Regions from separate parts of the Mus musculus genome. Here region 1 is linked to region 2. The links are chromatin loops, found by intact Hi-C in ENCODE. Cell type or tissue: left cerebral cortex. All regions are shown on one strand. Links, peaks and the distances in the headings refer to the core of each region. The heading gives the core; the rest is flanking DNA.

What was found. A loop is a pair of places that touch in the nucleus more often than their neighbours do. Peaks named below come from ENCODE experiments on the same cell type or tissue, not always from the same donor. Only the 100,000 strongest peaks of a DNase experiment are listed, where the experiment ranks them.
Region 1: a loop joins it to region 2, with 2.2 times the contacts of the local background. A loop is called at or near these places in 2 of 42 quality-filtered maps.

Annotation. Positions count from the first base shown.
Region 1 is chr2:91,056,343-91,072,248 of GRCm38, reverse strand. It overlaps Slc39a13 (solute carrier family 39 (metal ion transporter), member 13), which reads left to right and starts at 1,934. Exons shown (of 10, transcript NM_026721.3): 1 at 1,934-2,094; 2 at 3,510-3,818; 3 at 6,123-6,236; 4 at 6,549-6,667; 5 at 7,242-7,343; 6 at 7,445-7,534; 7 at 8,543-8,593; 8 at 8,797-8,929; 9 at 9,086-9,185; 10 at 9,271-10,468. The coding sequence starts at 3,518. The coding sequence ends at 9,346. It overlaps Psmc3 (proteasome (prosome, macropain) 26S subunit, ATPase 3), which reads right to left. Exons shown (of 12, transcript NM_008948.2): 7 at 15,448-15,591; 8 at 15,189-15,337; 9 at 14,388-14,484; 10 at 14,094-14,239; 11 at 13,122-13,203; 12 at 12,811-12,995. The coding sequence ends at 12,885. Gm39874 (predicted gene, 39874) reads right to left here and starts at 1,898. Exons shown (of 2, transcript NR_166131.1): 1 at 1,743-1,898; 2 at 626-1,183. In left cerebral cortex, for the core only: CTCF peaks have their summits at 6,544 (motif pointing left), 7,853 and 10,960 (motif pointing right); DNase peaks (open chromatin) are centred at 8,236, 9,475, 11,017, 11,405 and 1 more place; H3K4me3 peaks cover 298 bases; H3K27ac peaks cover 1,552 bases.
Region 2 is chr2:90,877,197-90,893,102 of GRCm38, reverse strand. It overlaps C1qtnf4 (C1q and tumor necrosis factor related protein 4), which reads right to left and starts at 7,317. Exons shown (of 2, transcript NM_026161.3): 1 at 7,100-7,317; 2 at 2,577-3,723. The coding sequence starts at 3,718. The coding sequence ends at 2,738. It also overlaps the pseudogene Gm32514. In left cerebral cortex, for the core only: no CTCF peak of the experiment used is centred there; DNase peaks (open chromatin) are centred at 5,717, 6,487, 7,216, 7,736 and 1 more place; H3K4me3 peaks cover 3,908 bases; H3K27ac peaks cover 4,839 bases.

The DNA of each region.
Region 1 (15,906 bases), core at 3,419-11,418, 180 kb before region 2:
TTGTGAAATCATTTGCATATTGTGAGGTACTTTGCATAAGATGGCATGGTTTGCATACAGGGAGGAAGATATCTTTAAAGTTCTAGTGTGGCAGCCCTAAACATCTTCTCCCTGTGGCAAAGAATCTGACTAGGCATTCTGTCTCAGAGCTTGCAGAAGGGCTTAGAAGCCCATCCTGGGAGACTTACAGGGTTGGCGAGGCGAGCCAGACAGGAGTATTTGGAAGGCGCTGGAAGTCTAGGAAGCATGCGTGTTATATTAGGCAGGTGTGATGGTACAGGCCTTTAATCCCAGCACTCGGGAAGCAGAAGCAGGCAGATCTCTGTGAGTTCAAAGCCAGTCTGGTCTCTAAATGGAGTTGCAGGACAGCCAGGGCTATACAGAGAAACTTTGACTCAGGGTTGGAGGGTGGAGGGAGGGGTATAAAAGGCTGGGGTTGTAGTTGATAGAGTACTTGCCTGGCACACACAATGCCCAGGCTGTCAGCACTGCATAAACTGGATGTAGGAGGGCACATCTATCCAGGCAGTCCACAGGTTCCAGGTCATTCTCTGCTATATAATAAGTTTAGGGGTAGTCTACATGAGACCTTATGTCAAAAATATATAAATAAATAAACCAAGAGTGGTGGCACACGTATTTAATTCTAGCACTGAGGAGGTAGAAGTAGGCAGATCTCTGTAGGTTCAAAGTCAGCCACATCTACATAGAAAGTTCCAGAACAGGCAGGGGGTTAGGGCTACATAGAACCAATCTCAAAGTAAAACGACAACAACAACAACAACCACACACACAAACACACACTGTGAGGTAGGGCATCAACTGTGATGTGTGAGTTCGGTCTGCTCTCGGAGCGCCCAGAAGGAACAAGGGACCATAGAGAGCCGCAATGGTAGGTGAGGACTAATGAGCCCCTCACTCTGTCACAGCCAGCCCAGGGGAGCACTCATTCGGCCTCTGCTGAATGTCTTCCATGTCAGTTACTGGCTGATTCCCAGAGAAGGATGCAAACATGTATCGGATCGCAAAGGAGTGGGGGGTGTTAGGCCACATCCACACCTTAGCTCCAGCTTAGACATGAGGTGGCCATCGCACGCCCTAGGGAGAGGTACATCCAAGTTGAATTCCGCCTCTGCCATATGTGTGACATATGTCTGACCCTAGGTCAACAGTCAGTACCCACCTGAAAGATAAAAACGATTTGGTAAAGTTAACACTGATTACTGAGTAAATGGTCAGTAAAGGGCTACCCTAGATCAGAGAACTGTAGCCATTGTTATTGCCACTAACTGCTCCTTCGGTCTAAGAGTTCAGGTACAGCTTTGTCAGGGTAAGAGAACACCAAGTCCTTTGTTGTATCCTGGCTTGAAATTCCAGGGCACAGGCTCTAGAAACGTGTACTGGACTTCAAAGGGTTACAGTCCTGGAGACGGTGGCCTGAGGTTCCAAGTGAAAAACCAAAGCATAAAAATAATTCGATGAGTAAGAATAAAATTCCCTCTTCTGAGGTACCCAGAGCCAGGCCCCTCCTTGCGGCAGGCACTTCCCCTTTCCCTAGCTCATGGAGGAGCCAGGCCTGCTGACTCAGAGAGCCATAGCCCTGCTCTCGTCCCGGGACGGAGCGGTTTGGCAGCCGTGCGCGCCCCCGTGTGGCCACTGCTGGAACTGCATCCTCAGAAGGACGCCACACTGAAGCCCCGCCGCCCTGTTGATCCCGGTTCCCGCGTGGGTGCCGCCCTCACCCTAGCTTAACTTGGCTAAACGCGATGCCCACGAGGGTACCCACTTCCGTCCTACTCTCCCCGCAGCCCCAGAATCCGCCCCGAGCGGAAGTGCGCTGACCGCGCGGGTCCCCCATGGTATGAGGCGGAAGCGCCTCCCCCGCCGTCGCTCCGTCTAGCCCCCCGGAGCCGCGCGCGTCGGGTTCCGGACTGTCCCGTGTGACGTGGCTGCACGCCGGGGGTGGCTCCGGGCTGGGGGCCTAGTGGTGGGGCCGGGCGAGGCAGAGCGGGGCGGGGCGCGACACTGCAGCTGGATGGCCGGGCCCGCCCGGAGCGCTGCATCTGCTGCCGCTGCCACCTCTGCCACTGCGCGGTGAGTGATCGCTGGACCCTCAGGCCGGCGTCCGGGGCGGGATGGACCGTGTCAGTTCCCAAACCTGTCGCGACTCGTCCTCAGTTTAGGAGTTGAACTTGCCTGCTCTTTGGCTCTTTACCTCTGACGTCCCACGCTCTGCCCCTCAGCCCTCCCTGCTGCCCCGCTTCTTGTCTTCTCCTTCCACCAGACATTCTAGCTCATTTTATTGACTTTCCTTTCTCTTGCTTTCTCCTTTCTCTCCATACCCCATACTTCTCTGCTGAACCTGTGGTCCCCCCTTGCCTCTGCATGACCCGCTAAGGTCTTGGCCTGGCGAGGGCCTGCCTTGGTCCCAGTGAAGCTTTGCTCGTTTGTTTGTGCTGGTGTTGGCAGTGGCGGCCGCGAGGGGTCGGGGAGGGCTGGGGCAGGGGTCACTAATTATGGCCTGAAGATTCCAGACATAGGCTTGTAGCCCACCAATCAGAGACCGATGATTTCTCTCTTAACATCCATTGGCAGATGAGGAAACTGAGGCAGTTTCAAGGTCACAGCCAGTAGAAGACGGGGCAGATCACATTTAAACTTTCCAGATTGAACTTCTGGCTTGGTTGACTCACATCCCCATCCGGCTGCCATCAGTCTGCAGAGCACATTCCTTCTGCGAGTGCTTCAGACCTCCCCTGGCATTCAGAGGACTTGCATTCCCTCCTCGATGCCAGCAGCTACCTGCATTGTCAAGTTCACCTCATATTCATCGCTGTTAGGGAGCTCTGTTACCTCATCCATTCCCTGATGAGGACACTGAGGCTCAGGCTCATAAGGGACTACAGTCAGTTAACAATCTAGAGCACCAAATTAATTAGCCATAAGTTAGTTACCACAGCCTCTGGCTCTGGCAACTGTGAGGCATCTCTTCTCTTCAGCCCCACCTCTTGTCTCTTGGTGCCCAAGAATAAGATCATTTAGGAGGAAGAGGTTTGGACTATGACTCAGTTTCCCCACCTGTGTTTCTTTGTACCACGCCATCAAGCTAAACAGTGCTGGCTTTAGACCCTGGGGTGTCTTTACCGGCACATTCTGGCAGCCAAGCCTCTCCTGGCAGCTAGAGGCACCCAACAGGGATGGTCCCTCCTCCGGTGGCTGAAGGAGCCCAGCCAGTGCCTCACCCAGTCATTAAGGAAAGTTTAGCCTCAGGCGGACACATTGACACATAGGCTGGAGCCAGCTCAGAAGGAAAATATGTGTGGTTCTTGGGAGACGTGTAGATGGGCAGAGGGTGCTCCGTGCACCCACCCTGGGGATTGTTTCCGCTGCAGAGTGAGCAGGAGGGGGATGCCATGGCCGGTTGAGAGGTGGGAAGAGACGCTGTGCTTCCTAAGTGGGGTGTGTGGTCCAGGGAGGCAGCTCACGTGAGCAGTCTTTGTGTTTTCTAGCGCCCGGCATGCCTGGATGTCCCTGCCCTGGCTGTGGTATGGCAGGCCAAAGGCTCCTCTTCCTCACTGTCCTTGCCCTGGAGCTCCTGGAAAGGGCTGGAGGTTCCCAGCCAGCCCTCCGGAGCCTGGGGGCTGCAGCTGCCTGTCGCCTGGATAATAAAGAAAGCGAGTCCTGGGGGGCTTTGCTGAGTGGGGAGCGACTGGACACCTGGATCTGCTCCCTCTTGGGCTCTCTCATGGTTGGGCTCAGTGGGGTTTTCCCCTTGCTGGTCATTCCCCTGGAGATGGGGACCCTGTTACAGTCAGAAGGTGAGTGGCCCTTCAGCAGCTGAGGATCAGAGGGGAGGGAACCTGCTGCCGGCTCTGGGGAAATGCCAGGTCTCATGTACCAGGTACACCAGACATAGTATGCCTAGCATGGAGTCCAGTGTCACCTTGGTCCTGTGCGCATAGGGTATACATATTCATTTGTTCACTCATGCATGCATCTGTTTATTATTTCAATCAACAAACATTCCCCAGACTCGTTATGAAGAATGGCTGGCAATATGGCTGCCATACTACCTGGGCTCAAATCATGGCTCTGCCACCCACCAACTATGTAGAACATGGCAATTTACTTAACCTCACTCTGCCTCAGTCTGTCAGACTTTAAAATGGGGATAATAAGGCCGGGCAGTGGTGGCACACGCCTTTAATCCCAGCACTTGGGAGGCAGAGGCAGGCAGATTTCTGAGTTCAAGGACAGCCTGATCTACAGAGTGAGTTCCAGGACAGCCAGGACTATACAGAGAAACCCTGTCTCGAAAAAACAAAAACAAAAACAAAAACAAACAAACAAACAAAGTAGGGATAATAAGGCTGAGCATGTCATTTAGTAGTAGAATGCTTGCAGGGGTTAGGGTGGGGGTTGGAGAGATGGCTCAGTGGTTAAGAGCACTGACTGCTCTTCTGAAGGTCCTGAGTTCAAATCCCAGCAACCACATGGTGGCTCACAACCATCTGTAATGAGATCCGATGCCCTCTTCTGATGTGTCTGAAGACAGCTACAGTGTACTTACATAAAATAAATAAATCTTTAAAAAGAAATGAACTTTAGAATGCTTACCTAACACGTTCAAGGCCTGGGTTTAAGTCCCAACTCCCCCAAATGAACATACTAACTTCATAGATCATAGATGAAGCACTTGGAGGACTGCCTGGCACAAGGAAGGGGCAGGTGTGTAAAGGCTCATGGTGGACCCTAGGTGCAGAGGTGAGCAAGTGCTGCAGCCCCCCCCCCCCCGTCCGTGCCCAGTTTTGGTTAGTGGTATAAGGGCTAGGGATGTAGTATAGTGGTTCTGTGTCCAGCAGCTCAGTGCCCACACTGCATACCACACTGGATGTGATAGCACACACTTGAGTGAAGACAGGAGTCAGAAGCTCAAGGCCATCTTCAAGTACTCAGCCAGGCAGAGGCCAGCCTCTGCTATCCTTTCTCAAACAAATAAAAAGGAAGGCCGGAGCTGGAGAGGCGGCTCAGCTGTTGAGAGCACAGATCCAGGTGTGATTGCCAGCACTCGTGTCAGGTGGCTCACAACTGCCTACCTACAGCTCCAGCAGGATGCTCTGGCCTTAGCAGGCACCTGCACTCATAGAATACATACAGTTAAAAATAGGAAGAAGTCGAAAAGGAAGGAATGGTTAAAATGGCTCAGTGGGTAAAGGTGCTTACCCTGCAAGCCTGGTGAACTGAGTGCGTTCCTCAAAGACGTGTAAAGGTGGAGGGAGAGAACACTCCATAAAGTTGGCCTCTGACCTCCACAGGTGCACCCATGTATCCATACTCACACACATTATAAACAATAGTAAAATAAATGAAGAAATAGAAAGAAAGACTCAGCCTTTTACCAATTGCCAGGCTCAGGACCATTCAGTAATGCAGATGGTGCCTGGCTGCTGGTGCCTCCCAGTTGTGAACAGAGCCTCCCTGGACCTGTCATGTCCATGCAGTAAGTGTGTCTCTCAGACAGCCCAGGCTGTGGACAGCTCTGTGGTGGAATGATTACTTGATGTGTGTGAGGCCTGGGCAGCTCTGTGCAGTATGCATTGGGAGTGTTGGCATTCCCATTTTACAAGTGCCCTCTGGCCGCCAGCCTGGAAACAGCAGGGTCCCAGTAGGGCGGTGTCCCTCTAGGCCTCGGCTGCTCTATCATCTGATGAGAATAATATGGCTTCCAAATCTGGATGTGCAAGCTAGTAAAAGTCCCAAGGTCCTACCAGTTTTCTAAGGGTGGCACTAGCTGAGGAGAGAAATTCCCATTTAATCAACATTTGCTCTGTGCTTGGTGGTTTAATTCTGCCAAGATCCAATTTATACATGGGTAAACTAAGTCTCAGAAGTTTTTATTTTGTGGTTGCCATCAGATGGATTAGAGATCCAGAACTTGCCAGGGTCCAAGCCTGTCTCTTAACCAATAACAGTCAGTCCACAATGATCCCACAGTCCACGGGAGATCTTCCTGAGAACAGCCGCCCAAACCTAGCCTTTGGAAGCTTGCAGTCTAGAAAGCCAGTGAGATGGGCGAGCTTAGTAGCAGAGGCTCAGCGCTGCCTCATGTCTCTGCTTTGCAGCCGGAGCCTGGCGACTGAGGCAGCTGCTCAGCTTTGCCTTAGGTGGACTCCTGGGCAACGTGTTTCTGCACCTGCTGCCGGAGGCGTGGGCCTACACCTGTAACATCACCCCCGGTGAGTGAGAGCATGAGGCAGGATAGAAGTGCAGAACTGGTGCCTCTCCCCCGGGTTAACCTAGGCCCTGCTGGCTCCACAGGGTCTGGGAGGGGGGTGTGGGAAGAGAGATCCAGAAAAGCTTGTTTAAGAGGGAAGGTCTAATCCTGATGCCCTGGCCTCTTTGGGAGGTCTAGGCCCCAGCTGCTTGTTCAGTAGCTAGTTCCCCTGGCAACCCCTCAATGCCCTGGACTAGCTCTGATCTAGGCCCTATTCCAAATGGCTCCCTTCTAGCCACTGGCTTGGCATGGCCTGTTAGTGCTCCCCCTGCAGGTGGTGAAGGGCAGAGTCTGCAGCGACAGCAACAACTGGGGCTATGGGTCATCGCTGGCTTCCTGACCTTCCTGGCGTTGGAGAAGATGTTCCTCAACAGCAAGGAGGACCCCAGCCAGGTGAGCCCCAAGCCCCAGAGCCTGGATATAGCAGTTGGTTTTTGTTTTCCTAAAGTAGAACCCAAGGCCTGGAGAAGCCCAGGGTCTAAGTTAAGTCTAAGACATCTCCTGACTCTCTTTCCTTACTCTTGAGAGCAACATTATTAGCCTCTGAAGTAGTTTAACTATATAGATCAGTGGTTCTCAATTGGAGTCAAAGACCCTTTCATAGGGGTTGCCTAAGATCAGCTGCATGTTGGATATTTACATTACAATAACATAGCATAACAGTAGCAAAAATTAGAGCCATGAAGTAGCAACAAAATAATTTTATAGTTGGGGGTTAGTACAACATGAGAAACCATATGAAGGGGTTGCAGCATTCGGAAGGCTGAGAACCACCGTTGTACATGGGTAGTAACAGCAGTGTGGGCTTGAGGTCTGACTCTGAGGAGCCCAGCCTGATGGATCGATCAGCAAAGTCTAGCCAGATCAAAGAGGTATTCATCGTCTCTTATCCTCTCTCTCTCTTTCTGCCTGCCTGTCTGAGTGGGGGGCATCTAATGTCTCCTCTCTTTCCTTCTTCTGGCTGTAGGCCCCCAGCAAAGACCCCACTGCTGCCGCGCTCAATGGAGGCCACTGTCTGGCCCAGCCGGCTGCAGAGCCCGGCCTGAGAGCCGTGGTCCGGAACCTCAAAGTGAGTGGCCCATGCGGGCCCCCCTCCTGCAGCTGCAGAGCTGAATGGCTGACTCGGCTCTGCCTCCCTGGCTCAGCCTGCCTTTCTCTCCCCTCATCCAGGTCAGTGGCTATCTCAACCTGCTTGCCAACACCATAGACAACTTCACTCATGGGCTGGCTGTGGCTGCCAGCTTCCTTGTGAGCAAAAAGGTAAGGGATGGGACCTCTGGCATTTCTGGTGGGAATGACATCGATGTCTACCGGTCAGATCAATCTCCGAAACAGTCTCTACTTCTTGCTTTTATTAACAGTACCTTTGTGAAGCCTAGTCTCTATTCCTCTCCTGGATGCTGCCTTAGTCTCTAAACTGTCTCCCTTCACCTTTATTGTTCTCAAAGAATTCTTTTTGTTTGCATGTTTGTGCTGGTGCCACGTGTGTGTGTGCGCGCTTGCGCTTTTGGAGGATCCTCAAGCTGGATTTGGATCCCCTGGAGCCGTAGCTACAGGCAAGTTGTGAGCCACCTAGTGTGGGTGCTGGGAACTGAACTTGGGTCCTTTGGAACAGCACTAAGAACTCTCTGATCCCCCTACCTCCACTGCACCCTTTGTCCCAAGCTACTATTGTTGCCAGCAGTCTCTGTTTGGATGCCTCTATCAAGCTCCTATACTTGGCCTTGCCCACCAGTAGACGCTTCTCCCTTCACCTCCCACTGCCTTCTGTGCTCTGGTCCCAGCATTTTGTTTACCCCTAACACTGGCCATTCACTGTGCCCTCTGCCCGGAATGTTCTTCCTCCCACTCTTGGAGCAGCTGACTCCTCATCCCTCTGGCCTCAGTTTAAATGCACTTCAGGAGGTATCTGCTGCTCGCACCCTCCAGTTGGGCACCCATCCATACTCTGTCACAGCCCTGCTCAATGTGGAACCGTGGAGGTGTTTGTGTTTTGTAATCCTGACTTACCAAGCATGTCCAACCCGCAGCTTGGGGTCGCACGTGTCCCGGTGTGCTGTGAATGCAGCCCAGCACATCTGTAGATGACATCATATTACCTTATTAAGTCTGAGAAGCAAGCTTTAGTCACTGCTGTCTTTCCTATGGCTACAGTATCCTGCCCAAACTTGCAGACTAAAAGCAGAATCCATGTTTCTGAGGGACTGGGTATGGGGAAGCCTAGTAACCCAGTAAAGGCCCCACAGACTCAGACTCAAATCTCTGCAGATCGGGCTTCTGACCACCATGGCCATCCTCCTGCATGAGATCCCCCATGAGGTAAGTGCCCAGATCCCCAAGGTTCCCATGCTCAACATGGGTGTGCGACCTGTTTGGGGATTTGGGGTGGGCCTTGCCCACTGAGGTGGTCTAGAGGAGGAGGGGGGCTCGGCTTCATTAGATACTGGCCCGGGTGAGGGGAGACAGGAGGGTGGGTGTTCCTGTGATCTGGTTCTTGGTTGAACATCTGACCCTTTCCTCAGGTGGGTGACTTTGCTATCCTGCTCCGGGCTGGCTTTGACCGATGGACGGCAGCTAAGCTACAGTTTTCTACAGCCCTGGGAGGCCTTCTGGGGGCCTGCTTTGCCATCTGTACACAGTCCCCCAAAGGAGTAGGTACGAGAGTGGTAGACAGTGGTGTTCAAGAGGTACACCAGCCAAAAGGCTCCTTTGCCCTGCTGCTATTGGGGTAGTGTCTGCCTGGTGTCCCGGGTAGGAGGGTGGGGATACATACAGTGCCGGAGCTCACTCCCAGCTGGCCCTCCCCTACAGAGGAGACGGTGGTCTGGATCCTGCCCTTCACCTCGGGAGGCTTTCTCTATATCGCCCTGGTGAATGTGTTACCTGACCTCTTGGAAGAAGACGACCCGTGGTGAGCAACCTACTGGGATGATCGCTGGGCCCAGGAGGAGCTGCTGCCTCTGGCAGCCTGGCCTAAGTCTCCCCTCTCCCAACAGGCACTCCCTGCAACAGGTGCTGCTGCTCTGCTCCGGTGTTCTGGTGATGGTGCTGCTTTCATTGTTTGTTGAATAACCACTGCTCACAGCCCACTCTGCACAGCGAGCAATGAGACTCCAGTCTGTTCTGTGACCAAGTGTGAGAGGCAGAGGGTGAATGCTAGAGAGGAGCCTCTCACTGCACAGAGGGTGTGTGGTGTGCACACGCAGCCAGAGTGGGAGAGAGACCGACACTGTGACCCCTGGGTGCAGAGCCCAGAGCCCAACGTAGCACCTGCCCAGACACCCCACTGTCACCTAGCAGCAAGGAATGACAGCACCGGTGCCAGCACAGGCCTCACTTCTCATTGACAAAGAAACCAGCCCAAGGAGCCCAGGGCTACAGCCCAAAGAGAGGGACAGAGCCCAAAGTTGTTCCTCCTTGGGGCTCTAGCCCAAGAGAGAAAAGAAAAAAACAAACCCTCTGCTTACACATCTAGGCCCCAAGCACTGTAGAGGCAGAGGCAACACAGCTTTTCCCTGCTGTCCATTTTCCTTACCCTTCCTACTTACCCCCTCTACAGCCAAAGAAATGGGAGGTGGGTGCTGTGTAGCCCCAGCCCCGACTCAGCACTGATGTCCTACCCCTCCCCAACGCTGAGCAGGCAGCTGCTCCAAGACCTCTCTCTAGGGGCAGCCAGCCTGGCTAGCACGTTTCCCCAACAAATATTCCCTGGCCACACGGGCAGCTCTCACCACCTCCAGCTGCCAAACAGCAGCCTGCAAGTCAGCAAGTAGTCCAGGCTAGCCGTCTCTCAGCACAGCTCTCCGGGATGCTCCTGCCAGCACAGGGTCCAGCAGGCATGCATGCCCCAGGCAGAGACAGTGAGCCTTGCTGCCCTCTCCAGCTCAGGGGCCCTTGTCCTTTGGGTTAAGAGTAAGATGGGGGTGGTGAGGGCTCCACATTGTCAGTGCTCAGGAATGTGAACTGGAAGAATGCTGAAGCCATAATCCCCAACTATTTCCCTTGGCTGACACCCAGGTACTCAGCTGGCCCAATCTACAGCCAGACTCCAGCCCTGCTGCTCAACTGTGGATGTTAGAGATGTGGCCACTGAAGAGTCTGACTGATCCACAGCAGTTATGCTGTGGCTCATCTTTATCTGTAAATACTTGTTCTGTAGATATAAATAAATTACTTAGACCGGCTGCCTCTTCCACATACTAGGGCTGTCAAACAGCTCTTCCTAAGTGCTCTTGACAGGTCTGTTACACTTGCTGTGCATCTCAAATGGTTTCCTATTTTCCTGCCATGTTTCATTGTTGGCTTTTTATCCCAGTAATGCTTGAGCACCAATTTGAGCCTTCCTCACCATTGGTGATCTTATGGATGTAAAAAGCCAAGGTATTTATTTCCCTGTTCCCCTTTAACAGTTCTCACCTGGGGACTTAGAGCTACAAAGTCATCTCCTTTTACTTCAGTGAGATTGTAGTTCATTTAAGAAAGCTAGGTGTGGTGTCAGACTGTAATATCAGCAACCAGGAATGGAGACAGCAGAGGAATCTGGAGTTAAAAGGCCAGCCTTCGCTACTTAAGACCCTGTCTCACTTGAGCCTCCCCACACCACCCATTTCCCTAACATGGGCTGGAGAAGAGGGTCTTTACCAAGCTCCCTTCCTCTGACTGCACCATTATCCTCACACAGCAGGGGGCACTGCATCTCCATCGGTAGCTGAAGGAGAATCCTCCACTTTTCCCAACCAATAAACAGCCTTCAGCAGCTCACTGGTTGGGACAAACCATCTGTGTGGTGCACAGATGAGCCCAGAGTAAGTAGGTGGGAAACAGAATCTGCCACGCCCTTAACTGGGAATGCTCAGCTGCCAGTGTCCCATCAGCACAACAGTCAAGAGGGAGATAGTCAAGAGGGAGATCTTCCACCTAAGCTGACCTAAGATAAGGGACCAAAGCCTAAAAGGTCCAAGCCCAGCTGTCTTTACTGTCAGCAGGTGCTCAATGAGGGCTGCCGCTGCCTGCCTGTCACATGAGCCCTGCAGGAGGCTGATAAGCACAGGCCACCCCTGTCCCTGTCCACCACTTTACTCAGCCTCAAGGGATAGAGAAGAGGATCCTGCGATGCTGTGAGGGAGAAGGGAAGGTGAGGGTGGTGCCTACACTCGCTTGTTTCATGGCCAAGAGTAAATCCCATCTGGTTAGGAAGACAGGACACCTACATGTAGGCCAGAGAACAAAAATCACACTTTAGCTGCTGAGCGCCTGGAGCAAGATGGAGCCACACCATAATCGACAGGCAGCACATGGGTAGGGGAAAGCTAGAGAGCGAGCAAGGTGGCCTGCAGAGGTATGCCTGTAGCTTGCAGTAGTCATGTCCGCTCGGGAAAGGGGAGGGGAAGAAGAAAGGAGCAGTGCTTTTTTTTTTTTTTTGCCTCTTTTGGGCAATAAAGTGGAAATTTTTTGAGGATTAACAACTTTGAAAGGCCTTTCAAAGGTTGCCAAAGCCACTGGTAAAACAGCTGGCTGGAAAGTTGAATGATGGGCCAGACAAGGTGGCACACAGCTTAAATTCCAGCACTCTTGAAACTAATCTCAGGGGCCACAGGCCAACCTTGTCTACATAAAGTTCCAGGCTAGCAAGACTACCTGTAAGACCTTGTCAAAAAAAAAAAAAAAAAAGTGACTGATGGGTTTGAATCCCTGCTGTGCCCTCACAACAGTGCACTTTCAGCGCAGCTGCCCAATCGCACCTGTAAAATGAGGACACCCAGGCCAGGGAGATGGAGCTATCGATAGACACACTCACAGCATAACCTGAGTTCTCAGGATCCAGGTAAATACACGGACTCTCTAGTCGCTATCCTGATAAAAGTTATGCATTAAGACCTATTTAGGGGCTGGGGAATGTATCTTATAGTTGGCAGAGTTCGTACCTAACAAATACTAAATCCTAGGTTCCATTCCAGTGCCACATAAAACTGGGAATGGTGGGACATGCCTGTAACCTCAGCACTTGGGGCAGCAAGAATAGGGCTGGCAAGACCACAGCAGACTGAAGGCTGTGGGGCTTCATACGGAGCAGGGCAGACGGCAGAACTCAGTTGGTGAGAAAACAGCGTGGATCTTGCTAAAGGTTAGTTCGTGAACCAGAAAAAATGAGAAAGAGCTAATAAAGTCATGGAAAAATATGTGGCCCAAAAGTCTGGACACTAGGGGATTATTTTAACAACTAAAACCCTAAATGTTGGTTTTACAAGACAAGAACTAGAATACCAAATATGCAAGGTGGCCTCTTCCTTCTGGACTCTTAAGGTCAGAGTGATGGCAATGAACAGTGGAAAGATGACATAAAGAGGCTGGGGGAGGGGGCACTGGGGAGGACTCAGGCAACAGCTGTGCTTGCACCTCCTGCCATGGGGCCTCACCCAGACAGCTGGTTTGGGTCCCATGGCCATCTATAGAATTTTTGAGGCTGTAGCTTCTGAGCAAAAGGCCTTCTCCATACATTCCACTCCCACCCAGAGTCCACAGAGGCTGAGAAAGACTGTGGCGAAGAACAGAAAACACCTTTTATTATCAACTTTAGCCCTCAGACCAGCGGACAGACTAGAGGTGTCCCCTAGGCATAGTATTGTAGGTTGGCTTTCTTCTTGGCCTGAACCTCCAGGATGCCCTCCATGTAGTCCTCATGAGTGAGTTCCGTGGCTCCCCTGCGCAATGCGATCATACCCTGCAGCCGGACAGAGAAGACCCAGAATGCCTCCCTGCACTTCCAACTTCCTAAGTGTGGGTCCCTGACCTACCCAGGGAAAGAGCAAGGCTTCCAATAACCCACCCACCCACGCTGACCACTCACCGCCTCCACACACACGGCCTTGCACTGGGCTCCATTGAAGTCATCAGTGCACCGAGCCAGCTCTTCATAGTTCACATCAGGACTGGAGAAACAAGACACCACAGAGCTTGATTAGTCACGGAGAGGGAACAGCAAAGGGAAGATGTCCTACTATGTACCCATCGCACAATAATCAACTTGCTTTCTGCTAGCAGGCAAGTCTTTACTGACTTTTCTTCTCAGTATAAATGAGATTGGACAAAGCTATTTACAGGATCACTGATACACCAGACTTCTAGAACCCTGCATCTGAGATCCCAGGAAGAAAGTTTGCCTGAGTTGGGAACATGGGGTTATACAGACAAAAGACAGTAGGATTGCTGATGAAGCCGTGCATCATCCAGCACGATGTGGCTGCCCATCATCTGCCCTCATGCCAGGCACTGTGCCTGAGATTCACCGTGGCTAATTCTCAAGTTTCAAAAACAACAGACTTTAGAGGTTTAGGTCACGTGCTGGAAACTGGATAGATCTAACTTCAGCTCATCTGGTCCTGGTTAGATTCTCCTACGCCATGCTTGGGCTGTGCCCATCTACTGGGCTGTGCTGTGAAGGCCTATATTCTTCAATGGGAGGATGAGGCACAGGTGACTTTGAGGGTCTGAGCCCCAACAAAACTCTACCTCAGGCTGTGGGGGAGAAATGGAGGCTATGTGCATGCACAGGGTGGGGTTGGAGTGGATCAGAGGCTGGGGAACAACAGTACAGGAGTTTAAAAATTGGGGGCTCAAAAAGCTGTTGCACTGCCCGGTGTGGTGGCTCACGCCTTTAATCCCAGCACTTGGGAGGCAGAGGCAGGTGGATTTCTGAGTTCGAGGCCAGCTTGGTCTACAAAGTGAGTTCCAGGACAGCCAGGGCTACACAGAGGAACCCTGTCTCGAAAAAACAAAACAAAACAAAACAAAACAAAACAAAACAGCTGTTGCAGCTGACCTGACATTCATCTTCCGTGAGTGGATCTGCATGATTCTGGCTCTGGCCTCCTCGTTGGGCATTGGAAACTCAATCTTGCGGTCTAGGCGGCCTGAGCGCAGCAGGGCTGGATCCAGGATGTCCACCCTGTTAGTGGCTGCAATTACCTAAGGAAGAGGGGAAGCAGCAACCTGAACAGAAGAGCAGGCCATCCACTCACAAGCACAAGTTCCAGTAGGAACAGGGCAGCCGGGGAATGGGGAAGGCAGAGCCCGAGCTGTCAGTCCTGAGACAGACGGTGAGCCCTGTCCTCACCTTCACTTGAGTGTTGGGCTGAAAGCCGTCCAGCTGGTTCAGTAGCTCCAGCATGGTCCTCTGCACCTCTCGGTCTCCTGCCTTTTCACTGTCGAAGCTGCGGTACACAGGAGCCCGAGATGCCAGTGACATCACGGCATAAGCACAGGCTATTCCAATTTGTCCAGGGAAATGGTTGCCTCAACTTGAGGCTCCCAGCCCAGGGACTGGTACAGAGAAAGGTTCACCAATAATTAACTGCAGCATTCAAAGCTTGCAGAGGCGTCTGGGATCAGTGCTGGGCTAGTGACAAACAGTGGGCAGAAATAGCCAGGGCCAGGGCTCTGGCTCTGAGCAATGCATGATCCCAGAGAACTTTGCTCAGAAATACCTAGAATCAGGAACCCAGACAGCCAACCCCAAGGAAGGGTTTTTGCGTTTATAAACAATGGCTGGCAAACACCCAGTGAATGGAAAGAGCTGAAAACTAATCAGATACTGGGAGGATATGTGTGTCGGGGAGAGCGAGACTGGAAGAACGGGCCACACAAATCTAGTATTTATGCTAAGGAGCAATGGGGTGACCTAGGAATGGTTCTAAATAGTGTATGACAGACTTTGAAAACATGTGAAATGACCAGATTTCTTTTTTGAGAGCAAGGTGTTAGCTGTGAGAATTTAGGAAGCAGAAAAATAGAAGTGTTACTACCCAGGGAGAGGGGGAAACAGGATGAGAAAGAACTAGAATTTAGCATAGCTTGGAGTTGTGCTCCCAGCTCACCCCTCACCCCAAGAACCCTCAAGTCCCTAGCCGTCCTTTACCGTTTGGTACCAATGGCATCCAATTCGTCTATGAAAATAATAGATGGTGCCTTCTCCTTGGCCAGGGCAAAAGCATCACGGACCAGCTTGGCGCCATCTCCAATAAACATCTGTACCAGCTGAGGGCCTGCCAGCTTCAAGAAGGTGGCCTGAGAGAAGGGACAGATCAGAGCAAAGGCACAAGAGGCCCAAAGAGTCAAGCCTATGTCATACAGCTGCAAGTACCCCTACCCCCACCTTGCCCCCCACCCCCACACACCTTGGTCTGAGCAGCACAGGCTCGGGCAAGCAGAGTCTTCCCTGTTCCAGGCGGCCCATACATCAGCACTCCTTTTGGGGGCTGGATACCCAAGTTCTCAAACTTCTCTTTGTGGTTCATAGGCAAGACAATGGCTTCCACCAGCTGCCAGGAAGAAGTCCTGGGTGAGGAAAGTGATGCCCTGAGGGATCCTACAGCCCAAATCTAGTCTGCATCTTTCCTACTCTAATGCAGGAGTCTTCTCTCCTCTCACACCTGGTCTGCACTGGTCCCATGGCTCAGAGAGTAAGAGTGTTTGCTGTGCAAGCATGAAGACCTAAGTTCAAATCTCCTGCACCCATGTAAATATCCAGGCCTATAAAACACAAGTCCATAACCTGGGTGCTGTGGGTCAGAGTCGGGAGTTTGCAGCCTAGTTCCAGGTCCAGCCAGGGACCATGTATCATAGGGAAGAGTAGA
Region 2 (15,906 bases), core at 3,030-11,029:
CAGTTGCTTTGTTCTTTCTTTTTTTCTTTTTTCTTTTTTCTTTTTTTTTTTTTTTTTTTTGGAGACAGGGTTTCTCTGTGTAGCCCTGGCTGTCCTGGAACTCACTCTGTAGACCAGGCTGGCCTTGAACTCAGAAATCCACCTGCCTCTGCCTCCCGAGTGCTGGGATCGAAGGCGTGTGCCACCACGCCCAGTGTGACACTGCAGTTTATGCTGGTCTAGTGGTAGCCATTGGTCTCCTTCCTTGGGTGACTTCTGGCTAGGATGATGAAGGTCCAGGGGCTTCATGGTGGGTGGCTAGAAGCCAAGAAAAGGCTGATTGATGGCTGAAGGCAGGTACAGTTGGCTCTTTGAGCCTCACATGCAGAGGAGGGACTGTGTGGGCCTGGTGGGTGCCAAACTGCAATGTGATGGTGTGGGAAGCCTGTGGGGGTTAGTGTCGGTGCTTGCTATTGCCCTGGAACTCTACTGGGGCAGTGTGCAAGTTACAGAAGTCATGTTAGGCATTTGCCAAGAGGGGACTTGGGCTTGGTACTCACTGGGCTAAGAGCCATGCCTGAAGGGTGACTATCAACATGCATGTATATGCATTTGGTATCCATGTACTTTTCTGCTAACGGTGTCTGCTGGACAGCAGAAGGGCATTTCTGGGAGGCCAGGTGCTCCGTGTGGAGGATAGCAGGGATCTGGTTCCTCTCTACTGCCCTAGAGCAGTCCATGGACAGCACCATTGAAGGAGGTGGCCTGCAGACGCCAAGGACCTGGACATGATGCTGCAGGTCATTTTTCCTAGCATGAACCACAGGGTTGAAGGGTCCAGGCATCCCAAGTTTAGGGTTTGGAAGGGGGCTAAGAAGGGTGGACCTGTTCAGGGTGGGGAATAGACAACATGTGTCCCACTACCACCTTATATCCTCCCCAACTCCATGCCCACTCTCTTCCCATACCTGGTCCCTAAGGACAGCCCACCCTTAGAATAGCTCCCCTTGCATCTGCTCTAGTCTGGGCTGGAACTGGACCATCGACTCAGGCTCTTCCTGCAGTACCACATGCCCAGGGATTTGGAGTGTGCTCAGCAATGGCTGTGGCAACTCCACAGTCTTCAGAAAGGGCTTCTCCTTAGCCCTTGGGCTTTCAAGCATCTGTTCCTTATAGGCCTTGCCCTGTGTCTACTGACTCCATAGGGTTAGTGAGACTGAGGAAAGGGGTCACTGGACCTAGGTCTTTGACCTCCTGGCACAGGAAACACTCTGGGGCCTATGCAAGGATTTCTGTCCCCAGGGGCCACCCTTCTCTGGTATCCTGGGCCTCCATCCTTGACCTAGCCCCTGACCCTTCTCTTTCACTTGATGGTTTCTATTCTCTTCTCCCTTTCCCCATCCTGGGCAAGTTCTCTATCGAGCCCCTGGTTCTAACTCTTCAGATCTCTGGGCCTGCCTTGGCCCCTGCCCGCCCCCCCCCCCCATGTTTATTCCTATCTGATCTTGTTTCCTACACCTAGCTAAGGCCTGGGGCTAGGCACAGTGCAGTGGTTACATGCATGTGTGTCCAGAGACCAGGGATGAAAAGTCTGTCCAATACATGCTGAAAAGCCGGGCAGTGGTGGCATACGCCTTTAATCCCAGCACTTGGGAGGCAGAGGCAGGCGGATTTCTGAGTTCGAGGCCAGCCTGGTCTACAGGACTATACAGAGAAACCCTGTCTCAAGAAAAACACACACACACACAAAAACAAAAACAAACAAACAAAAAAACCCCAACAACAACAACAAACAAAAACAAAAAACCATGCTGAAAGAAAAGCTGTCCCCAGAGTAAATTTGTGTCAGGTCCACTAATTCCTGTCTTGGCAGTGCTATGAAATACAGGAACCCTGTATGCTTGTCACCCAGTCTTAATATTCTCATGAGACTGCTAAGTCCCCTTGTAGACTGGGAATAAAGATTGGATTTCAATGGCAGGAGGAGTAAAGGGGAAAGGTGGAGAAACATTACCTGTTTGTGGAGAGGAAGGAAAAAACAACCCTCACATGTACATCTCAGAGTTAGGAATAAAGTTGGGAGAAGAGTCTCCCAGAGAGATTGGCTCAGACAGTATAGGATATGTGTTGGCCTGATTCTGTGTCGCTCTGTTTTGGCCTCCCACAGTCCCTCTCATTTTTTGTGTCTAGGGGCCACTTACTCTAACTCGTGTTCTCAGCAGATCTCCTCATTCTGGGAGGGCAGGAGGCAGGACAACTAGTATCCGCCCCTCAGTCCTATGCCCTACTGAAAGAAGGGACATGCTGTTGTGTTCCTAGGGGGTTACAACAGTAAGATGATGTCCCCTCTCACAGAAAGGCATAATCTGGGCCCAAAGAAGAATGTCGTTGTTCACTGAAGAAAAGTCAAAAAGAGGGATGCACTGGACAGACATAAAGAAACCTATTTGAATTTAGAAGACTATGCTTCAGATTCCTACCTTCTCACTCTCGAAAGGCCTGACCCCCATCTAGGTCTTATGGGCAGTCCTAGTCAGTGCAGTGCGGTCCTGTCCAGTACCGGGGAGGGGAGGACAGGAAAAGGCATCACAGTCATGACACAGGGCAGGACCATAAGGCTGACAGGCAGCCCCACTTTATTGGCAGAGTCCAGGCGTGCTGAGCAGGCAGTCATGCTCGGACCGGTGGGGCGTTCGGGCCGCGGTCCCGGCTCGGCATGCATGCCCCACGGCTCTCCCGGGCTCCTCCAAGCAGAGGCTCAGAGCTCTGGGGGCTTGAGGGCCGGCGGGCCGGCGGCGGCGAGGTCAGGGTACACCAGGAAGCCTGAGAAAGTGATGTACTTGCCGTGGTTGCTGTAGGCGCCATAGCCATCGTGATCGTGGCTAAGTAGCCAGACGGCGTCGCCGCGCCGCAGCGGCAGCATCACGCTCTGACTCTGCATCTCACGGCGCCTCGAAGCGCCGTCGTCGTAAATCATGGCCTGCACCTCGTCGCGGTTCTTCATCAGCTTCACCGACAGCGTCTTGCGCGGCAGCTTGCCCAGCGTGAAGGAGAAGAAATAGGCTCCCGGCAGGCGGCAGCGGAACACGCCGGCCGCCGCGTCGAAGTCGCCACCTATGTTTACCAGCTCGGTGTCGAAGGCCAACGGCCGGTGGCGCGGGCCGGGGGCGGCGTCCGAGCCCACCAGGCTGCGCGTGCGCGCCGCGGAGAAGGCCGAGCGCGGCTCCGGGGCCGCGGGGCCGCGCGCAGGCGCGTCGGCGTCGGCGTCCGCGTACACCAGGTAGCCGCTGAAGGTGGCGCCCGGCGCGCCGAGCGCGTACTGCGGAGCGCCGTGCAGCCGCAGCCACACCGTGTCGCCGTAGTCGAGCTGCAGCATGGCGCTCTGGCTGGCCGCGCGCCGCGCGCCTGGCCGTCGCTGCTCGTCGAAAGCCAGCGCCTGCACCTCGTCGCGGTTGCGCACCAGCATCACCGACAGGCTCTTGTGCGGGGCCTTGCCGGCCGTGAAGGAGAAGAAGTAGGCGCCCGGCACGCGACAGCGGAACCGCCCGGTGGCTGCGTCGAAGTCACCCCCGATGTTCACGTACACCTTGTCGAAGGTCACCGCCATCTCCGACGTGCCCTCCAGCGGGGTGGTGCGAGCCGCCGAGAAGGCTGACCGCAGCTCCGAGGAGCCAGGGCCAGCCGGGCCCAGTGCCCAGCAGGCCGCCGGGCCTAGGAAGCCCAGCAAGAGCAGCAGCATGGCACCTAGGAGGGGAGAGAAGACCCGGGCAGGGGAGAGGGTTGGACAGTAGCTGCCTTACCTGTCATCTCTTCCTAGCCTTACTCTTGACCCATGCCTTGCTCTCTGTTTTCCTTCCGGCTTAGACTAGCTTAGTACTTCACACTTAGAGTGTCTCATTGTCACCGGGAGGGCTTATCACAGCACCCAGATTCGCCCTCCACTCTCGAATTTGTTCTGAGTCTGGGATGGGGCTGGAGAATTTGGATTCTTAGTGGTCTGATTAACTGGTTCAGAGGGTTTTTGTTTGGTTGGTTTTTTTGGTTTTGTTTTGTTTTGTTTTAAAGAACTGGATTAGCCCAGTAATTCTCCAAACTTGTGTCTTTAAGTATGAGAGAATCCTTTTGCAAATAAGACCTGACGCATGTGCCACAGATATGTTGAAATGTCTTGGTTAGGGCTGGAGAGATGGCTCAGCGGGTAAGAGCACTGACTGCCCTTCCAAAGGCCCTGAGTTCAAATCCCAGCAACCACATGGTGGCTCACAACCATCCATATTGATATCTGACTTCCTCTTCTGGGGCTATTGGAAGACAGCTACAGTGTAATTACATATAACAAATAAATAAATCTTAAAAAAAAAAAAAAGGAGGAGGAGGAGAAGAAGAAGCTGGGTGTGGTGGCACACACCTTTAATCCCAGCACTTGGAAGGCAGAGGCAGGCAGATTTTTGAGTTTGAGGCCAGCCTGGTCTACAAAGTGAGTTCCAGGACAGCCAAGGATATACAGAGGAACCCTGTCTCGAAAAAAGAAAGAAAGAAAAGAAAGAAATGTCCTGGTTAATGAGGCCAACAGCCCTGTCCTCTCTCCTCAGCCCTCTTCCCTCTCTGGGTGTTGAGGAGATCTCAGTTTCTAACAGCCAGCACTCCCTCTGCACTTTCCTGGGGCTTTTCTCTGCTCCTTGGCCTGCCCTTCACAGAAGACACTGGCTCTTATGTCCATTTCCACCATGACAGTGTTTTTAGTCTTATCTGGGGATGAACGGAGGAGATAGCTGCTCTCTAACCACTTTCCTGACCTCTGCTCCACTGAAGGGTCCACCAGGATCTCTGGACTCCCCTGGGGTCCTTCCTGAACCGCAGAGGTCCAGCCAAGCTTTAAGTTAGTGCTTTCCCTGTGAAACAGAATGAGGTAAGGAGGGGCTGGAGAGATGGCTTAGCAGTTAAAGAGTTTAGCTGCCATCCAGAGGACCCAAGTTTGATTTCCCAGCACCACAGGGAAGTACGCAGCCATCTATAACTCTAGATCCGATACCCTCTTCTGGTCTCCATTGGCAGCAGGCACACATGTGGTTCACAAATATACATACAAGCAAAACACCCATATACATACATTTCTTTTAATTATTCAGGGGGATAACTCCCTTTGTCTCTTTGTGCTTGGAGGCTGGCTGGCTCCTGTGGGAAGGAGAGAGTCATGGCTATTGAGGCTTGGGAGGACAAAATAAAATTCTGGTAGTGCTCTGGCAGGATGGTGAGGTCATCAGCTTCATTTGGGAGTGGCAGACACTTAGACCTAGATATGGGACTTGGAATGAACTGCAGGCACTCGGACACTGAGTCGTGCCCCGGTCACCTTAGGCAATTTTTTTTTTGTTTTGTTTAACTCTCTGAGTAAGGCTTCATCCGTGTAAATGGCACAATGGAGGGCCACACAAACTGGTGCTAAGCATACGCCACCCAGACAGCAATTGTGAGCATGGTCTGTACTGGGACATGGTACTGGGACAGACCTAGAGGCGACTGTTCTTTACCCCTGGGGAAAGCGATATGGTCAGGTTCTTGACATGACAAGGTTAGAGCCTCAGTAAATGGAGAGCTTGGGGAAGCATTATCCAGTCCCTGGGAGTCACTAATGCTGGGATTCTGTCATGCTTTAACGTGGACTCCAAGGTGGAGGCAGGCAGGCAGGAAGCTAGAGACAGACAACTCGGGGCAAGAGCTTTTCTGGGAAGTACCCTGAAAGTGTGTGTAGCCTTGAGTCTCTTGCAGATTCCGGGGGTTGAGGGGCTGCTGAGAGCGGCCAGGTCCAGCTGTGCAGCTGTGGCGCACTCCTGGATGTTCGCCTGCAGTCCACTGCCCAGCTGTCAGAATAAACTGCACTGCCATATAATTCTCACAAGAAAGACCTCAAGTCCAGCTGAACGCTGACTCCTTCCATACTTTTCTGACTCTCTGTCCTATGGGTTATGGGGTGAGGGTAGGGAGGAGGGAAAGGGTCCATCCATAGTAGTGAGAACTACACCTGAGAAGTGTCCGGTCCACTCTGTTTCTTCATACAAAGCTCTTTTGGACATATAGATAAGCCCTCTTCCATTTTATGGATGAGAAATCTGGTGCCTAAACGAGGGGTACACGTTTTGGCTCAAGGTCATCCACTGAACTCTTAGCCTTAAACAGAGGGTTTGTTCTTTTTTTCCATTTCAAATCAGTGCGCTTCTCTACCAGCTCTCCCTCTTACACAAAGGTCAATGTGTTTCCCGCCTCAGTGACCCCTTTTGCAAAACCAGAAGAGACAAGGGAGCGAAGGAGGAAGCAAACAAAGGCAAGCACAGCCTCTGTCATTTGTTTGCTGAGAGGTGGGAGCTCTCCCTCTGCCCGGCAGCTTTCCTGGCAGGTCTTCGCTCGAAGCTCCTGCCCACCTTATCCTTTGCCACCTCCCCTCTAAGTCAGATGAACCCACCAGTGCCAAAGGTTCTTGTGTGTCCAATACCCTTCCTACCTTCCGTACTCCACTGCACATGCCCCTGAACCCTGGATCCTTTCCTCTAACAATCCCATTCCCCAGCAGGTCAGAGGAGGATGGTAAGGCGTCAGGTGGGTCTCAGAGCTCCAGGAAAGGAAATGGCTGCACAAAGCTCTGTCCAGGTGAAGCTCAAAAATAGTCATCTTCAAAGAGGAAAACTGGGACAGAGCTGGATAGACCCAGAGCCATAGAACCAATGGAGAAGGTGCAGCGATGTCAGACTAAGGGCATCTCCAAGCCCCTAGCGCCTTGTTCCCATATCCCAGTTAACACTGCTTTCAAACCGTGCCAGAACCCCCCTGTATCTTCCTTGAAAGTCCGCATCCTTCCAAGAATGTGAGCCCCACTTTTACAGAAGCAGTCAATAAGTCCCTTCTCGTGGGGAAAAATGCCCCATTAAGGGGTCCCCGCAAGCCCCTTTTCCATTATCCCTGCCCTCCACCCCTCCCTCTGAAGTAAAAGCCCCTGAGCCTCTTTCATGAAAAAGCGCCCAGGTCCTCCTTTCCAGGAAAAGGGACCGGGTCCCTCGTGCCTCCCGCCGCCCCCGCTCGCATAGAAGAGAAGCCTGCGCCCCCGCCTCCTCCGGGCTGCCCTCACCTGGCTGGTGGCGGGCGGGTCGGCTTCGGTCCCAGCCGGCTATCCTGCTCGGTGAGGACGCCGGGCTACACACTGGTCGCCCGCGCTGCGGCTTGACCGGGCCTCCAGGGGTGGCGGGGGTTTAGCCGGCGACGAGTGGGGACCCCGGCAAGGGAGGCGTGAGCAAGTGGGAAGGACAGCAGAAGCTGAAGCGGAGAAACGCAAGGGCGGGGAGCAGGGGAGGCGGAGGGGAGAGCGGAGGACGAGGGAGGGGCGCCGAGCAGTTGGGCCTGGGGCACCGCACCGAGCCTGCGCTGAGCATGGGACCCTTCCTCATTCCTGGATCCTGAGCGTTACCCACCGGGTGCCGCGCTCAGGCGTCATTGATCCAAGTTAGCAGGTGGGGAAACCGAGGCCGCTAGAGAGGCCACCCTAGGGTGGCCCAAGGCATCCTACAGACCAGCTTTCTGGTTTGTGTGGGGAGAGAGGACTCGGGCAAGGCATGGACTGTGCTGCAAGCAAGGACAGTAGGAGGTGAGATTTTGTATGGGACAGATGTCCACGCTGAGTGGCCTTGGGGGGAAGGTCTGAGGGAAGAGAATGATAAATGGGTCAATGTCCTTAGTAAAGTAAGAGGTGAAAATGCCCCACTTTTCCTTCCTCACTTCTGAGTCTGCAAATGCCCCTCCCCCTGCACCTCGTGCGTGTGCTAGCAAGGCTGGAGGAAGGACAAAGCTGCAGACATCAGCACATCAGCTTGAGACCCTCTGAGAAGAACAAAGAAGGTGCAGGATCCTTGGGACGTACTGAATTTTTCTTTTCCGGAAAAGGTTGAGAAGGGCAATAGGAGGTCCCCGTGTGGGGCATGGACTTTCTGGGGAGCTATGCCCACACTCGTAGGAGTCCAACAACACCTCAGGGGCTGAGATCAGCATCTCCTCCACGCCCCACGCCCCCCCTCACCCTCACAGGCTCGCAGAAGCCCTGGCCCTCAGGAGCTTTCCTTCTGGAATTCTCCACATACCTGGCCCCAGTTACTGGAGTATAAATTACCCATGGAGAAGTGATGAGCTTGGGCAGTTCCTCCACGCTGTTGGGTACAAGGAGGCACAAGGCAAAGTGCCTGCCTAGCCCTTGCCAGATCACAAATGTCTCCTTCTCCTTGAAAGCTGGGGAGGGGGGCACTCCAATGGGCAGGGCACTGAGGGTGGGATGAGTCCCACAGGGAAAGGCCAGGAGCCATCCTGTGACACCTGTGGTCCTCCTTAGGCACTGGACCTCTTATTCAGGGCAGGAAGGTGTGGGAGGGAGAGAGGCAGGACATTTGAATCCCAACTGGGGCTGGAAGACATTTGACACTTAATATGGAAGAACTCTCAACAAAGGAATCAGGGTGGGCTGGTAATGGGTAGATAACATGGCAGCCAGCAGGGCCTTGGGAAGGGAGAGGCCAGGGAAGGCATGATGGGGTGCTGGTGGGTGTGGGGGTAGTTAGGAGTGGAAGAGCCACAGATATACCAGATAGGAAGTTAGGAATCATCAGGGCTCAGAGAAAAGGGCCCAGGCTAAGTTGTAGTCTTTGCTTACTCCTACCTGGTTCAAACTGCAAGTGCTGGCAGTGCTGTGCCCTCTCACCCAGGATGCCTCCCTAGCCTGGATGTTACCTGCACACATTTTGGCCCCAACTCCCATTTGCATCTCTCTCCTGGAGCATTCTTGGCTGTGCAGTTAAATAAGGCCAGAGTAATGGAAAGCTAGAACCCTCTAGCAACCCTCAACTAATGAAGGGTAGGGGCTGGGAGTGAATACTGCAGCTTCCTGGTTCCTCAGGAGGAACTTCCTATACCCAGTTCCAAGATGTGTTCTAGGAGAATTAAGAAACCCTTTTAGAGGCTGGAGAGATAGTTCAGGGATCAGGAGTACTGGCTGCCCTTTCAAAGGACCCGAGTTCAATTCCCAGCACCCACATGGCAGGTCACATCTGTCTATAACTCTAGTTTCAGTGGAACTGACACCCTCACACATACTACAAGCAGGTAGAACACCAATGAACATAAAATAAAACAATAATTAAAAGAAAGAAACACCTTTAGTGACAACTTAGTAACATCTGCATGCTTTAGTTTCCTTCTTTCCTTTCAGGACCCACCTGTTTCCTGGAATTACCTCCTAAATAACTATTCAAACCTAAATTCATTCACTCATTCTCTCTGTCTCTGTGTGTGTGTGTAAATTTCTAAAGATTCTATTGTGTCATGTGATGTTTTTCTGGAGCAATGATTGAGAGAACACTGATGTTTGGAAAGAGTATACGTATAACCCGACAGACAGTAGACGAGGCTCTGGCATTGGTTCGCCTTGCTTTCTTTGCTGATCTTCATTTGTTGTGACTTCTCAGAGAGTAATGCACTAAAGAACTTCTGGTGGTGATCTAGCTGCTTGTTGCCACTTCATGGGACTCGTGCCCAACGGCAGAGCCTTGACGTTTCTTCTGGATTGAGCCACTGCTGATTCGTGGTTGGTGTGTTGCTAGTGTACTGGCTTGCTGACAATGAAGATTGGAATCTCTCCCAAAGAACTATTGTTAAACAAGTCCCTAACCCCCGTTTCCTATTTACCTTTCTTTCCCCTTCCTCTGGTAGGTTGTGGGCTAAAAGGGAGGTTGAAGTGTTATTAGTCTCTGTATGTATACATACATACATAGGCTGGATTCACTGCTTCATATCATACATGCATGAAGGTACCCACAGAGGTCAGAAGAGGGTATCTGATTCTCTGGAGCTGAAATTACAATTACAGGAGCTGCCTCAAGTGGGTGCTGGGAACTGAACTCTGCACGTGTGGGTTTTGTTTGTTTGTTTTTAATATTTATTTATTTATTATATGTAAGTACACTGCAGCTGTCTTCAGACACTCCGGAAGAGGGCATCAGATCTTGTTATGAATGGTTGTGAGCCAACATGTGGTTGCCGGGATTTGAACTCAGGACCTTTGGAAGAGCAGTCGGTGCTCTTACTCGCTGAGCCATCTCTCCAGCCCTGCACGTGTGTTTTTAACCTCAGGATCACCTCTCAAGCCTCGGAGCCCAAATTCTTGGCACAGGGTCAGCCCTCAGGTGAGCCAAGACTGGGTCCTTAGCATCTGTCTGGGATTGGGCTAGGTGCTTTTCATAGCCATTATCTCATTTACTTTTCTTTTTCTTTATTACATATTTTCTTCAATTACATTTCCACTGCTATCCCAAAAGTCGCCCCCCCCCACTCCCCTACCCACCCATTCCCATTTTTTGGCCCTGGCATTCCCCTGTACTGGGGCATATAATGTTTGCCTGACCAATGGGCCTCTCTTTCCAGTGATGGCCGACTAGGCCATCTTTTGATACATATGCAGCTAGAGTCAAGAGCTCCGGGGTACTGGTTAGTTCATAATGTTGTTCCTCCGATAGGGTTGCAGATCTCTTTAGCTCCTTGGATACTTTCTCTAGCTCCTCCATTGGGGGCCCTGTGATCCATCCAATAGTTGACTGTGAGCATCCACTTCTGTGTTTGCTAGGCCCCGTCATTTACTTTTCTGACCACCCTCAAAAGTAGATAGCACTAAACTAATTGTACAAATGAGGCATAAAGAATTTAATGCAGGTTGGGGATTTAGCTCAGTGGTAGAACGCTTGCCTAGCAAGTGCAAGGCCCTGGGTTCGGTCCTCAGTTCTGGAAAAAAAAATGTTTAATGCATAGGCTGCGGCCCCAGAATCCATTGCTTCACACAGGGCTGAGCCCTCCTTTGCTCTGGTCTTCTCTGGACATTATTTGTTATTTGGGGTAGGGTGGGGTGGGGTTGGTGTGAGCGGGAGGATGCTGTCCTGCCTGGGGCAAGCAGTGAATCCAGCCTCTCTTGCAGCTAAAACAGTGAAAGGGAGGATGCTAGTTACTCTGTGTTTTAGCTAATTTTATGTCAACTTGACACAAGCTGTTGAGAGTCGTTGGAGAGGAGGGAACCTCAGTTGAGAAAATGTTCCCACAAGATCTGGCTGCCAGCAAGCTTGTAGGGCACTTTCTTAATTAGTGATTGATGTGGGAGAAAACAGCCTATTTTGGGTAGGGCTGATGGTCCTGGGTTCTGTAAGAAAGCAGGCTGAGCAAGCCATCAGGAGCAAGCCAGTAAGCAGCATCCTCCATAGCCTGTACATCAGCTCCTGCCTCCAGGTTCTTTCCTTGTTTACGTTCCTGTCCTGACTTCCTTCCGTGATGAACAGTGATATGGAAGTGTAGGCAAAATGAACCCTCTTCTCTCCAGCTCGTCATGGTGTTTCATCACAGCAATATAACCCTCAGTAAGACGCTTCCTTTCTCACTTACCTTTTTAATATGGAACCTCTTGTATCCCAGGCTAGCCTTGAACTCTCCATATAGTTGAAGATAACCCTGGAGTCCTGACTGTCCTGCCATTAGTCCCCAAATGCTGAGATTGGAGGTGTGAATCCATGCCAGCACCTAGAGAGTGCTTTTATCTACTTGTTTGCTTAATCCTTCATTTTGTGTGTGTGCTCAAGTGCGTTTGTGTGTATGAGCACATGCATGTGTGTGTCATGGTGCAAATTTGGAGGTCAGAGGGCAACTTGAGGAAGCTGGTTCTCGCCTTCCCTTTGTGGGTTCTAGGTATGAAACCTGGGTGGCAACTGGAAGGGCGGCTAGTCCCTCAGTGCTCTGTGTGAGTCAGTGCTCTGAGGGGACTAACTGAAGGCCAGGCCCTCTCCTTCTGCTCTCCTCCATGTCTTTCCATCTTGGAATGTGCACTTGAAGGACAGTTGCCACTCTGACAGTGAAATGCTGGGAGGGAGAGCTTCTTCTACCCAGGAAGATGCTTGGATGAATGAGCCTTAGACCTTGTCTCACGAAGACAGCCCTTGTCAGGCAGTGGTGGACACACATTTAGTCCCAGCATTTGGGAGGCAGAGGCAGTTGGATCTCTGTGAGTTTGAACTCAGACTTTTCTACAAAGGGAGTTCCAGGACAGCCAGGACTGTTTTAATAGAGAAACTCCATCTTGAGAGAGAGGGGGGAGGGAGGGAGGGAGGGAAGGAGGGAGGGAGAGGGAGAGAGAGAGAGAGAGAGAGAGAGAGAGAGAGAGAGAGAGAGAGAGAGAGAGAGACATGAGAACCCTTTAACCCTTTAATGGGACAGTAGGGTATGGACAAGAATTGCTCAATGCAGAGTCAGGACAGAGTCACAAAGTGCTGTGGGACCTCATAGAGGGAAGATTTTCAGCTAAGGTGAGGGATTGGAGGTGTCATGCAGGAAGCTATGTCTACGTGATGATAAGGATGACAAGGGCTCTGACTTGGTGAGTGGGGTGTAGATGGGGGAGTCAGGGGTGGGACCCAATTAAAGGTAAGAATCTGATATGAGCAAGGGTGTGGGGGAGGCACAGAGAGCAGTTGGGGAAGGGAGCTGCACGTGCCAAATGCAAAGAAACAAAAGAAAAGAGAGAGAAGGGACAGAGAGAAGGAAGCCTATGGAGGAAAGAATGGCTGCCTCTGGATGTTATTGGACTATGAAAGAAGAAGGGGACAAAATGGGGGAGATCAGAAGAGAGACTCCATGGTTGCCAGAGGACACAGTACACAAGCTCACAATTTAATTAGCTCTTTGGCTTGCCAAAGGATTACAGGAGAATTAGCGGAGCTCAGGAGTCTAGGGACCTTGCTGGGAGTTGAGGGGGAAGTTAATGAGAAAGAAGACAACACGCCCCAGGGAGAAATGAAAGAGGAGGGAATATCAGTCAAGCAGAGATGCCAGCAGGAGAAACAGATGTCAGGATGCAGAGCCTCTGTCTCTCTAGCCGACTGCAGACCTCCAGGGGAGCAAACAGGTAGGGCTCCCGAGTCAGGCTCCTGTCCTGCGGCCCATATAGGTGCCTATCCTTATGGGTACCTGGTAAGTGATTTGAAGCAGGAAAACCTGGGAGTGGCTATGAAGCTCAAGTCCCCAAGTTTACCTTGGCCCTTTTCCTAGAAGGACCCAAAGGTTCTAATACCAGCTAGATGGCAGAATTAAAGCCCTGGACCTCATCTTCATGTAAGCAGGAAGGTGACCTGCTTTTAACTGGACGTGGCAAACTTTATTTTCCAAAGACTGCTGGGTCTCTCCTCCTCCCTGCTTGCTCCTATGACATTGCCATGCCAATAAAAAGGGGTTAAAGTCAGTAATAAAAGGAGGGCTGCACCTGCCTGGATCTTTCTCTTTTGAAACTGCCCCCCTTGGAGTGCAACCACCCATCCTAAGAAAGCCAAAGACTTTCTTTGGAAGGTCCCTGGTTGGTTTACAGACAATTTTGTTAGGCTCCTCTCAACAGCAACCTAGCAACAATAGCACTGCCACTAGATAAGGCCTGACAGCATATAAGAGGATAAGAGGACTGCTTGCTACTCCAGTATCCTGTTGCACCCCCATCTCTCCTCCCTCCTCTCTCTCCCCTCCCTTCCTTCCTCCCCCCTCTTCCATCCTCCTCCTCTTCCTCCTCCTCCTCCTTCCTCTCTTTCTCTCTCTTTCTGTACCCCACTTTTCTGCCTCTTCCCCCTTTCCAGGGCTCTGCTCCTCTCCCTCCCCCCACATCAGGTCTGTTGCATGGCGTGATTCCTCCGGGACACTTGGCATGGGCCTGCCAGGTCCCCCCCACCTCCCGTCACTGCAACATTATATTTCCCAGCAGCCCCTGTGCAGATGTTGTGGCCTACAGACCTAGTTATCACCAACTATATAGTTGTATATGGTCCAATGCAAAATGAAAATATGACATTCCTGTTTAAAAATTAACTTTAGATGGAAGCCATCAGAGGGGAACCAGTACAGAGGGGATTGTCAGGTTCAGAGAAACTCCTGTGCCTGAATTCTGGCAGTTAGACAAAAGCCAGCCTCCCTCAGAAACTTGGAAAGCTACTGCCCACTTTCCAAACGGAGTCCTTCTCTTTGTTTCTAGCAAAGGGGACTTATGGCGCTTCTATTCACACACACACACACACACACACACACACACACACACACACACACGACTTTTTTTGTCTTTGATACTGTTAGTAGTTTAGAGAATGGGTAGAGTTAGTAGTTTAGAGAATGGGTAGTTAGTAGTTTAGAGAATGGGTAGTTAGAATTAGTAGTTTAGAGGTGGGTAGCTATAGTTAGTAGCTTAGAGACTGGGGCAGTAGTCCAGGTGAGGTGTTGGCCCTTCTGTTCAGTGTGGGGACTCTCAGTCCTCCAGCTGTTAGAGTACAGCAGTTTCCATGTGAGGTCTGCACACCTCTGCGGATCTGAGATGAAATCTGTTCTCATCACAACACGAAATGCCCTCCCCCTTTCTTTCTCTCAATTTTCTTTGTAGCCCTGGCTGTCCTGGGATTCTCTCTGTAGACCAAGCTGGCCTTGATATCACAGAGATACACCTGCCTCTGCCTCCCAAGGGCTGGGACTAAAGGCGTGAGTCACTACTGCCTGGTTATATTTATTTATTTTACTCAAGATAAAACCCAGGATCTCACGAATGCTAGGCAAAGTGCTTTTATTTTTTTTTTTTTAATAAGGTACATTGTACAACCGTTCAAGTTGTTTTGCCAGTCTAGATTGACCTTGCTCTAGTATGAGTGAAGAAGCCTTCAGGATGAACCCAGGTCCAGCCTGGAGCATCCTTTGTTGACAGGGACACTGCATTTTGATTTTGACAGGTAAGGGAGGAGTGCAGGGTTGAATTGTTTTTTTGTGCTAACTGAGGCAAGTGGCTGCCAGGAAAAGCTTGAGCTTAAGTGCAGTCCTCAGTCCAGCCTGGAAGCCTCTGGAAGAGGAGGAGAGGAGCAAAGAGAGGCACAGAAGGGCAGGTAACTGGGGAGCCAGGGTTTCCAGGCTGCCCTTGAACTCAACCTAGCTATCCGTATTCCTATATCAGCTTCTTAAGTGCTGAGATTATAGGTGTGTGCTACCACACCCCACTCAGTCCACTCTTAAAAGAACAGTCACAAAGAAACACCACAGATGAAGTGCACTGTGAAGAGTGGGCAAACAAGTTCAGGAAGTGGAGGGACTCAAGGAAGCTTAGTGAAAGAGGTGACATCTAAATACAGGATCAGCAGGGAACTCTCTCAGAGAAAAAAATAAAATCATAGTGATGCCCCCCGCCCCGGAAAGATCCCTCAGTGGTTAGAGTGCTCACTGCTTACAGAGGACAGCAGGCTGGGCAGAAAATAGAGTGCCACCTGCAGCCTCAATTGAAAAAGGAAACATGGTGGCAAGCTGTAGCTAGCATCCAAATGCTCTGATTTGAAGCAGCTCCAAGGCTAATGGTGTACTCTCACTGTGTACTTGGTTCTCCCCCTCCCCCCCCCCCCCCCCGCCCCACACACTTAAATGGAGCTGGGCTTAGTGGCTCCAGCCTGTAGCATCAGTACTTGGGCGGTAGAAGCAGAAAGATCAGGAATTGAAGGCTAGCTTTTGGTACATGTTAAGTTGGAAGCCAACCTGAGCTACATGAACACTGACTTAAACTCCTCCCCTCAAAATACACCTATGCCACACTGGCTTGTGACAAGCATTCACAGACACACTTGGTTCTAAACCATGCATGTTATATGTTCTCAGTATACGCTGGCTGTCAGCAATGTAAGGTCTGTCTGAAAAATGAATAGGGCTGGGAATGTAGCTCAGTGAAAGAGTGTGTGTTTCGTATGTGTGAGGCTGTGGATTTGATCTCTACCACTGTAGAAAAAGGAAAAAACAATCAAATAATAATGTTGGTGGGCCAGGCTGGAGATGTAGCTTAGTTGGTAGATGCTTCTCTAGCCCTCA